Regions from separate parts of the Homo sapiens genome. Here region 1 is linked to region 2. Evidence: chromatin loops called from intact Hi-C (ENCODE). Cell type or tissue: CD14-positive monocyte. All regions are shown on one strand. Links, peaks and the distances in the headings refer to the core of each region. The heading gives the core; the rest is flanking DNA. Region 1 overlaps ACP3 (acid phosphatase 3). Region 2 overlaps DNAJC13 (DnaJ heat shock protein family (Hsp40) member C13).

Region 1 (5,387 bases), core at 55-5,054, 150 kb after region 2:
CTTAAGATGATATGGCCTAGATGACCAATACTCCATCAAACTCTGTTATTCTCTTTCCATAGAATTGAATTATGGCTCAGAAGTGACCACATTGCCAAGACTACGTTGTACCTAGGTAGGACCAAGTCACTAATTTAGCCAGTAGAAAGTGAGCAGAAATGATATGTGTCCCCTTTAAAAGGCTGACGTGGTTGATAAGCGGGTTGCTGCCTCCACCCTTTCATTCCTTTCTACAAGCTGCCTGCAAGTGAGCACAGCACTCTTGAAACCGTAGGTCCAAAGAGGGAACCCTGGGTGCCTGAATCACCACGTGTGAATCACATCTATTAATGTACACCTGCATTGTACTGTTAGATAAGTGTGAAATTAATTTTCATTGGGTTAAGACTTCAAAAATCTGAGGTTCATCTATATAGAAGACAAAATTATCTTTTATTAGTGAATATATCTGGGAAACAATTTTAAAAGACTCAAAATTGGCTTTAGTGGTGAAGACACAAGCCAAAGATGAGTACAAAGAGTTTAGATAAAATCATTTTATAAAATGTAAAAGTGAAACAAAGCAATATTAACTTAATGAATTATTTTATATAGTCTATGATTTTAAATCTCTGTATCTAACCCAAAATTAAATCTTTTAAGAATATTTTTAGCTACCTTTTCTACAACCTGAAAAGTTTACGTATTTAAGATGGTTGAAAATCTAAAATACTCTCTCTTTCTGTCTCTCTCCGTATCTTCTCATAAGAAAATGTGAGATCACTTCACAGTCAGGATCACCTAATAAGCAGGCTTAGACAGAATTCGTTAACTCGAAGCCTCCTTGATCCTAATTTAAAAGCAATCACGTTTCACCTTTGATATTTCCCTGGAGTGCCAATAAAAAAAATCCTAATACAACAACAAATTGGACTTGACCTTTACGTGGCCCTTGGTTAATTTTTTCTGTATGTCACTGCCTTTCAGTTGAAAAAATACTCCACACTTGATTTGTAATATAGATTTAACTCAGGGTCGTAAAACAAGGCAATTCAGTGGGAGAAAATGCTTCTGTGCACTGAGAAAGCAAGCTCTGGACCACTGGGGTCCAGAAACCAGAGAACAGGGAGGTACGAGTAGAGTCAGTAGCTTCTCTTGTCTTATCCCAAAGGAGATGGTGCCTGCTCCTGAAGCTGATCCTGGAATTTGGTTGGATTTATTAACTCTGTGCCCAGAGCTGGCCTTCTGATGGGCAGACTTGTGCCGGGCTTGTTATTAAGAGAGGGTTTTATGTCTCTAGTCGTTTCATTCCCATTTTCTGTTCTATTTGGCCAGTCTCCATTTTGTGGGTCTTACCTCTCCATGCTGACTCTAGATATTTGAGAGCAAGGTTAACTAAGACCACATTTTAGTTCTAGTTCATTGTGCCTGACACTCAGTTAGAGGTTCAATAAAGAATGTATCTACCTGTCCCTAACTGTGCAGAACTCACTTCTTTGTAAGCAGTGAAGATATTGGTTGAGAATGAAGTCTCTGTGCTGTTACTTTCTTACTCTACAAATTCAGGGGCCAGAAAGCTACATCCAAGACTACAAAATTTGCAAGATGAAATACAGGGCCCATTGTTTAAACATTATTACAATTTAAAGATGGCCACAGCAGATCATTAAAACAAGCATGGGCTCTTTTGAGCCAGGTCCCCATGTAACTGCACAGTCAGGTTGGTGTGCAGCTATTGTGAATGCCTTGAGGGAAGGGCAAAATAGATCTCCCTGACTAATCCCAAAACAAACTCTGGGGTCACTGCCTTAACTCAGCCCTTTCCTTGCTCTTATTTCACTAATAATATCCCATGAAGTCTGGTGACTTGTTCCAAATACCTCCTTCTTCTCCTCCCAATGAGAATGTCGTTGTCACAGCAGATAAATATTTTTGGTATGACCTTGGTGTGATAATCAATTCTTCCCCAGTTTTTCCAGGACATTTCTGGTTTTAACAATGAAATTCACATGTTCTGAGAACACCAGATTTCATGGGTCAATTCTGGTGAACTGGGACATTTGGCTACGCTAACTTTGACCCTTCTAATGGGTTCAAGCTAAGCTGTGGTCATCTGGGGAGGGCCACACCAGGTCACACAGAGGTAGACACCAGTTAGAAATTGTACTTTAAGAATCTTGACTTGTGGATATGAATCATCAGAAGCTGAATGAATATGTTTGAATTCTTTAATTGAAAAAATATTATTATATAACCATCAAGAAATTTTTCTCTTGCCAAGTATATATACAATACATGCCTACTTCTTAGAATACCTTAATTTTTTTAAAAATGTAATTTCTGTTACATAGGCTATTTCCCAATTTTTTCATCTACTGTGTATATTATTTTCCAGTAAAAGTCTTCATGAAAAAGAAAAAAGAGACATGACTAGCAAAGATCTTGTTACCACCATTCTTCCCTCTGAATATAAAACCAAATCAAAGACAAACAGGCACACAACCCTTAACCCAAAATAATAATAATGAAACCCAAGGTCCAGTGATACTGATTTTGAAAAGCACTTAGTCACTTACCCCTTCTCAAAGTACAATTCCGTCAAGTGGCAAGAAGCATAGGGAGGAAGGAGTCCGTTGTAAACATCTAGCGCCATCTGTAGGCCACTCACAGTAGTGTCATGCTACAGAGATTGAAATCAATTTTATCGCCTGTTCAGATTCACATTCAATAGGTATGAAGCACTTGTACAGCACCATGATGGCTTCTGATTCAATTAAATTTCCCATACGCCCACAATGACTTAATAAGTAGAGAAGGAAAGATTTTGGTTGAGCATTAGCGGTGTGCTAGGCAGTATGATTTAGATATGTATCATTATTTTCATTTAAAAGATGAAGAAATTGGCTGGGCGTGGTAGCTCATGCCTGTAATCCCAGCACTTTGGGAGCCCGAGGCAGGTGGATCACTTGAGGTCAGGAGTTCGAGACCAGCATGACCAACATGGTGAAACCCCATCCCTACTAAAAAAAAAAAAAAAAGCTGGGTGTGGTGGCATGGGCCTGTAAATCCAGCTACTTGGGAGGCTGAGGCAGGAGAATCGCTTGAACCCGGGAGGCAGAGGTTGCAGTGAGCCAAGATCGTGCCACTGCACTCAGAAGGTGACAGAGCGGGACTCCATCTCGATAAAATAAAATAATTTTAAAAATAATAATAAAAGATGAAGAAATTGAGACCCAGGGAAATTAAGCAACTTGCTTAATGTCATATAACCCCAAATGGAAGAAAGTAAATTTGAATCAAGCCTCCTTAAGTGCTGTGCCTTTTTGAAATATTTTGAAACACATTAATGCTAGATTATATTTTTCTATAGATTAGCATCATCTGTGATTTAAAGTTGTGGAAGAATATATGAGGTTTAAATGTTTAGGGAAGATAAAATACAAGGAAGTATAGGATGCAATTTAAAATAATTGTAAAGCTAAATGTTTACCCCAGAGTGGCTGGAAGGTATAGGGGAGTGGTTTTCAACCCCCTTTCTGCCACTGATTAGCTATCTAATCTTAGGCAGTCCTCAACTTCCATATCTGCAAAATTGGGATAACATTTGGCTGCCTAAACTGTATGGCAGCGTGCACATATTCAAAAGGCGTTAGAAGTAATCTAATAGAGAAAAAAAAAAAGGAGCTACGGATATGACATGCTGGAAGTCACACCACAAGTTAAAACTAGAAATCAGATTAGACACTACGAAAATTGGCAGAAATGACTAATTTCAGGCCTATCTCTCTCCAGGAAGCACTCTGCTCCTGCCCAGGCCTATTTCCCTAGTCTATACCATTTAGGGCTCCTGATAATAAACAAACTTCCTGGCATCTTCAGTCACCTCTTTCACCTTCTTGCATGAATGAAAACATGACTTTCTTTCTCCAGCCACAGCTGAGAAACCTTTTGTCATGGAGATGTGAGTGAAAGGAGTCAGCATGCTATGTCCTGTTTCCCTGCTCATCCCAGACTCCATGGGCAGCTATTTGAATGTATAATACAATTGCAGAATTTTCCCCAAACACTGTGTCTCTCCTTGGCGTCTCAGACTCTTCTCTCCCTGGCTTCTCCAAGATGAAAGCCTTTTCTAAGATCTCTTGCTCTCTTTTCTTTCTACTCCCAAATGTAGCTCCAACTTTGAGTTGCAGTCCTTCTTCCCTTTCCTCCTTCTATTCTCTTTGCCATCTGAAGTTTTCTGCTGGGATGCCCCTGTGGCATTTCAAACCCATTGCCTAATCAGTACATTTGCCTGGCCCAAGACCACCTCCTTCCTGCCACTGAAAACTGAAATCTTGACTTCATCTGGGGCTTCACCTTCCACATCATTGTCTTCCACCCACTTCCAATTCATCACTGAGAATGCACACTCAGCTTTTCTTGTAACCTGGCTCACTTCTTTTCCTCTCCTGCCGCTGCCCTAATTTTAGGCCATATCCCCATTTTTCTAGACTATCACAAAAGCTTTCTACACCATATCCTGTTCCCAACATCCAGTTATTCTATAAAATAATTAATTTCCAAAATGCTGCTCCTATCCTGTCACTCCTGCCCTGCCTTCCCTGAGCAAACACTGACAGGGGGGTTCTCCCTTGCTTCCTTGCTTCTTTCTACAATTAAACAAAGAAGCAGCAGGACAACATGGCCCTTCAGCTGCCATCCAGCATAAACTTCTGACACTCCATATCAGGGCTATCTAAAAAACCTTCCATGATGATGGAGATGTTGTATATCTGTGCTCTCCAATTCAGTAGCCACTGGCTATATATGGCTATTGAACACCTGAAATGTGGCTAATACAACCGAGGGACTTAATTTTTCATTCTACTTAATCATAATTAATTTAAATGTAAGTAGCTACTTCTGGCTACTAGGTTCCATATTGAGCAGCACAGTTAACATCCACTAATTTGGTACCACTTTTTGGACACAACATTCCTGGCCTTCCACTTCTGTCCTAATAATTTACTTTATTTGTCCTACACACTAGTGAGGAGCACTTACTAACCCCTTTCATTTTGATGTGTTGGATGTGCTGCCTTGTCTAGGAAGCCTTTCTGCTTCTCTTCTCCACCCTCTTGGAACAGAAGGGATGGCTAGATTTTCTGAGGTGCCATAGCACTTGCCTGCATGGTATTTCCATCCCATTTTGTATAGTGTTTATGTTTGTCTTCTTGTTAGTTTAGATTATAAATCCCTTAAAGGACAGAATGATGCATTTAATTCTAAAAGCTTTGTGCAAGTGCCTACCACGTACAAGGAGATGGGGAAATGAAGATTAAAAAAAGATGAGGTCCTGTGCTTCAAGAGATCACACACTTGAACAAACATATGTTAAATGAAGATGAAAATACTTACCGCAGAATACA
Region 2 (5,315 bases), core at 1-5,000:
AGACATGAAGTGAACACATGCTATTGGAAAAATGGTGCCAATAGGCTTGCTTGGCACAGGGTTGCCAAAAACCTTTGATTTGTTAAAAAAAAAAAAGCAGCACAGTAAAGAAAGTGCAATAAAATGAAGTGTGCCTCTATAAAGTGTGAATAAACTAGTAACTTTCAGTAACAAATGATCAAAGGTATCAGGTAAAATTAAAAGCAGAGAGCTTACCTCCAGTTGGAAAGTAGGAACTTCATTATACACCCTAACAAAAATCTCCCCTACAATAAGTTCTTTGGCATGATCACTGTAGACAAATTCTGATCCATAAGTTTTGTCACAATCACCCTTTTTAAAAGATGAAAAAATAGACTGTTAGATGTAAATCTATCCATGTTCAGTTTAATAACTTAACAGATAAATAACTTGAGAGATCTATGCATATTCTAGAGAAAAAATGTGGTGTGATACATGTCACAGCACTTAAAAAGACTTTGGAATAGGCATACAATTACATTATAATTTTTTATCCCAAATATTACTATTATTAACTCATTTTAAAATTTCAAAGGATCAGAGGTCAGCTAACAAAGGTCTTAGAGCCAGAGTTTATAAAGCAAGTATGACGCTTTATTCTTCTCAATCAACTCAGCAGACATCAGACCTAGTAAGACGTAGGATGACAGAGCTGAGAAATGAGCATATTTGGACTGGGTTTTAAAAAGTAATACACTAGGCCGGGCACGGTGGCTCATGCCTGTAATCCCAGCACTTAGGGAGGCCGAGGCGGGTGGATCATGAGGTCAAGAGATCGAGACCATCTTGGCCAACATGGTGAAACCCTGTTTCTACTAAAAATACAAAAAGTGGCTGGGCGTGGTGATACATGCCTGTAGTCCCAGCTACTTGGGAGGCTGAGGCAGGAGAATCACTTGAACCTGGGAGGCAGAGGCTGCAGTGGGCCGAGATCATGCCACTGCATTCCAGCCTGGCAACAGAGTGAGACTCAATCTCAAAAAAAAAAAAAAAAAAAAAAAAAAAAAGTAATACACTGAACAAAAGTGCTAAAAAATAGAGGAGGAATGGGAGAAAAACAGTCCCATGAAGATTAAGACTGAAACCAAAACGAATTTAGATTGGACTAAAATAACATGTAAAAGTATAGAATAAATTATAAAATGCTAAACAAAGAGATGTTATTATGTCTATTCTGGTAAAAGATAATGTACAGAAGGCCGGGCGCGGTGACTCAGGCCTGTAATCCCAGAACTGTGGGAGGCTGAGGCGGGCGGATCACCTGAGGTCAGGAGTTCGAGACCAGCCTGACCAACATGGAGAAACCCCATCTCTACTAAAAATACAAAATTAGCCAGGCATGGTGGTGCATGCCTGTAATCCCAGCTACTCGAGAAGCTGAGGCAGGAGAATCACTTGAACCCAGGAGGTGGAGGTTGCGACGAGCCGAGATCATGCCATTGCACTCCAGCCTGAGCCAACAAGAGCAAAATTCCATCTCAAAAAAAAAAAAAAAAAAAAAAAGATAATGTACAGACATGTAAGACCCGTTCTCCCTAGCTCTGCAATTCTCAAAAATTTTATCTATAAAGAGTTCTAGATGACTAACATGGAATGAGCTCAAAAACGCTAAATAACTGAGATGTTACAGTAATAGTTACTCTAATTTCCAAAGCCACACACATAATTATCTTCAAAATCATCAAGACTCAACCATCTAGTGTATGGATTATCCAGGTCTTCTCCTTATTGCCCATCCTACTGCCTTTTGTTTTTTTTTCACGGCTCAGTAATAGCTTCTCCACTAAAAGGTGGCAGGGTAGAAAAAATGTTCAGTCTTGATACTGGAAAGCACCTTTCACTTACTAGCGAAAAGAGGCTGAAGTGAACAACTAAAATAAGGTTTCTGGGTTCAAAAACTGGTTAAAATAGAAGACAGCTGTATATAAGTGGTAACAACAATAAAAATTCCTAATGTATTACTACATACAACACAATGCTCTTCTTAAATGGGCCAAATATTAGGTGGCAGAAAGCCATACTGACTGACACTAAAGTGAGAAGTAGTGGATTTCTGTTCTAATCAATACTGCTGTACTTCCAGAGATTCCATCAGAATAAATTACCCAAGAAATTTATAAAACAATAACATACTTTTTTAATCATGTTTTCTTGTTGGGATTCAAGAAATTCAAGTAATTCTGCTCTTGTAGAATTGTTCCATATCAAATATGGACTTTCTGTGTTGCTGTTAAGCATCTTCAAAATCTAGGAGACAATATTACCGTTTTATAACATTTAGTGAAAAAACTTATTGACATTATCACTTATTAAAAATGTCTATTATAGGCCAAACACTATAATAGTTGCCTATAGTATAATGGACCTCAATAATAAGTATCTCAATAATTCTAACAAGTTTATTGATATAATCCATTTTACAGCTGAGAAAAACTAAGACTGCAAATCATTAAATTATTTGTCCCAGATCTTACAACTGGTAACTGGTGAAACTAGGATTTGAAATTGAGTCTGACTTCAACATTCTCAAAATCTGCTGTGCCATGGTGAAATTCAATATTTTGAAAGTACTTAATAAACACACTGTGACTATAAGCTTGAAAAGAATCACAACATAATACCTTTATGTACATGTATTTGAAAACAAAACCTAAGTCTTTAAGAAGCATACCTGTATGAAGGAAAATAAAATTTATGGGGAGAAAGTCAGATTTTCCTGACCACACCCTGATATTGAAGGCTGTGTAGTCCTTCTGCAGGCATAGATTATGACTGCTTAGGCATCTGGTGTGCTTTCCTATTGTTGAGCTCTCCTCAATTTTAAATGTAAACACAGATATTTCACAATTCCTTAAATGTCTGAATAAAAATCTTTTATTTTTACAGAGGTCTACTGCTAATAGGAAAACAGAGGACTATGACCTCCATCTTATACAAAGACATGCAAGCCTTGTTTTCAAAAGGCTAACTTCTAGTTAAGCATTTTATTGAATCCAGTTGGAGCTCATGCCAACATTTAATTTTGAAATGCTATAAAAAATTTTTAGTGGGGGTGGCTATAAAGGTTAATCCCAAACTTGTTGGCATTTCTGAAGAGAATGCTTTCAGTCAGCAAAATGTATCACATTGGTGAGCAAAAAGTCCAGGAAAATAACTAACATCAGGAGTGGTCCCTGGTCGTCTAGTGTTTTAGGAAAAATAGTAAAAACAAAAACAAAATTAAAAAAAAAAAAAAAAACCAGTAGCATCTAGAGCTCCTGCCTTTCACACATGGGAACTGAAAAGCATGGCAAGCACTGAAAATTGGACTCAATCACATTGGATTAAAAACAAATAACCTGTTTAAAAGTTGTAAAAATACTTTGGAAACCTGAGGATTTTTTCACTTACAAAAGTCACAGTTCATCCTTAGCGAAAACAAAAGAAAAACTGCCTATAATTATGCCATTCAGGAATAATTACAGTTAACATATGGGTACAAATCTATCAATCCATTTATTTTGTTATACCAAAAATAGGATCTAGTGTCTTCATTTATTTTAATGTCTTTTAGTACTCTTTTTTTTTTTATAATTAAAGGATAATAGTAACCTGTTTAACTGATTTCTATAGTTTATCAAATTCTTTAGTGCTACATTCTCAGATTATTTCTCAATAATCCTTGCAAAAGAAGTTAAAGAGGTTGGGAGATCTATCATGTCATACTGATTTTTGTAATGCATCTATGTATGTACATAGATACATATACATGTATATGTGCATGTATGTATTTACTTTCAGGATTTTAACCCTGTGTCTGAATAAGCTATGGCTTACAATAAATAGCTTGAAATAGACTCTGGGTCTCCTGTCTCCCAGTAGTCTGCCATTGTGAAACACCATTCCAACTTCACTCTCTCGTCCTGTCCCTTTGTGACTCAAGGTTGGTAAGAATTATGATAGGCTCCACAGCTGAGAAACAAAGTTAATTTGCCCTTGCAAAAACTGGACTTGTAGAACTGACATCATTAGCATCAATCCATTATAAAGTGAATTTCTTGCTTGAGAGAACAAACATGTGAACGTTCTTAATTTTTAGGTTCCCTAGATCAATATTATTGTACTACTTTACTGCTTAAAGGATCTTGCACTATTGATTAAAACCCAGGCTACCTGTGAAGCACATACCTCAGTCACACTAGCCACAGCAAGTTTTCTAGCAACATAGGGTGTCAGCATGCCAGCTAAGCTTTTCCTTATGGTTGGATTTTCTGGAGTTGCTTGTTCTTCAGCCAAATACCCTCCAAGGCGACTCAGAGCATGGACACTCAGTTTGGCAAGGCTGTTTGCTACCTCCTGTTATAAAAAAAATTAAGTTGTTAAAGTAGATCTGTTATCTTACATAGGTAATACTATAATTTTACAGAATCACACTATATGGAACATATTTAAGGAGTAAAAAGTCAACCAACAAAAGGGTACAAGAGTACCTACCACTGAGGTAAACATCAGAAAGTTTATGTGTTGGGGCTTGTTTTTTATTTATAAGAAGGACCAGGAGAATCTATGTACTAACTTATACCCAATGCAGTATATCTCACAGACAACTGGAAGAAGCACATTTGGTGGTAATGTGGGGAGTAGGGGATAGGTAGGCAGCCCTGCCTGCTAGAAGCACACATTTACAATATGAGCAATAAATGAGAGCACATAGAAGAGACAGAAAAATATCTATAAAAATCAGACAAGTACTCAAGTGTTTAGGGGAGCTAGCCTCAACTGCCTGATGGTAACATTATATTGTCCTGTGTTACACAACCATAATTTTGCCATCATAAAGTTGACTCTGAGTAATTAAGAAATTATTAAATTATGTCCAGTATATGCTATTGCAAATTCCCTTGCCTGGAATCCTTTAAGCATAAGCAATTACAACTAAAAGTTTTGTAAGTAAGTGATTAGGTTTAAAAAGCAAAAAACCTAATTTTCCTGAAAAACAATTTATCTCTGGGGACTCTGGATAGCAGCTTTGGTTTGGATTAGTTTAACACCAACCTAAGGTTTGGGTTCAAATTCAATATTAAAGCAATGTTAAAGTTACCTGCTGGTTTGTTTCTTCACTTTTCTGAATGCCACTCTCTTCTAGTGTGTAGTCATAATTAAACAGAAAACCAAGGAGATACCACAAAATTCCAGCCTGAAATAGGTGTGTCTGTAGCCAGAAATCCACAGCAAAAGAACTGACACATTCTACCCCAAGAGCAGCTACGCGGGGAATACTCTGAGAGAATAAAAATGAGAGCATTAGTTGTTAC

The links. Hi-C counts contacts between places; a loop is a spot of excess contacts. Peaks named below come from ENCODE experiments on the same cell type or tissue, not always from the same donor. Only the 100,000 strongest peaks of a DNase experiment are listed, where the experiment ranks them.
Region 1: it touches region 2 in a loop (4-fold over the local background); 9 of 110 quality-filtered maps call a loop at or near these places.

The regions. Positions count from the first base shown.
Region 1 is chr3:132,349,992-132,355,378 of GRCh38, reverse strand. ACP3 (acid phosphatase 3) reads right to left here. Exons shown (of 10, transcript NM_001099.5): 8 at 5,377-5,387; 9 at 2,556-2,659. Among named protein-coding and RNA genes, the nearest start is that of ACP3, 35 kb to the right of the region's middle. In CD14-positive monocyte, for the core only: CTCF peaks have their summits at 2,433 and 2,633 (motif pointing left); a DNase peak (open chromatin) is centred at 2,608; H3K27ac peaks cover 2,058 bases.
Region 2 is chr3:132,502,255-132,507,569 of GRCh38, reverse strand. DNAJC13 (DnaJ heat shock protein family (Hsp40) member C13) reads right to left here. Exons shown (of 56, transcript NM_015268.4): 40 at 5,102-5,281; 41 at 4,189-4,356; 42 at 2,155-2,268; 43 at 217-333. Among named protein-coding and RNA genes, the nearest start is that of DNAJC13, 87 kb to the right of the region's middle. In CD14-positive monocyte, for the core only: no CTCF peak of the experiment used is centred there; no DNase peak of the experiment used is centred there.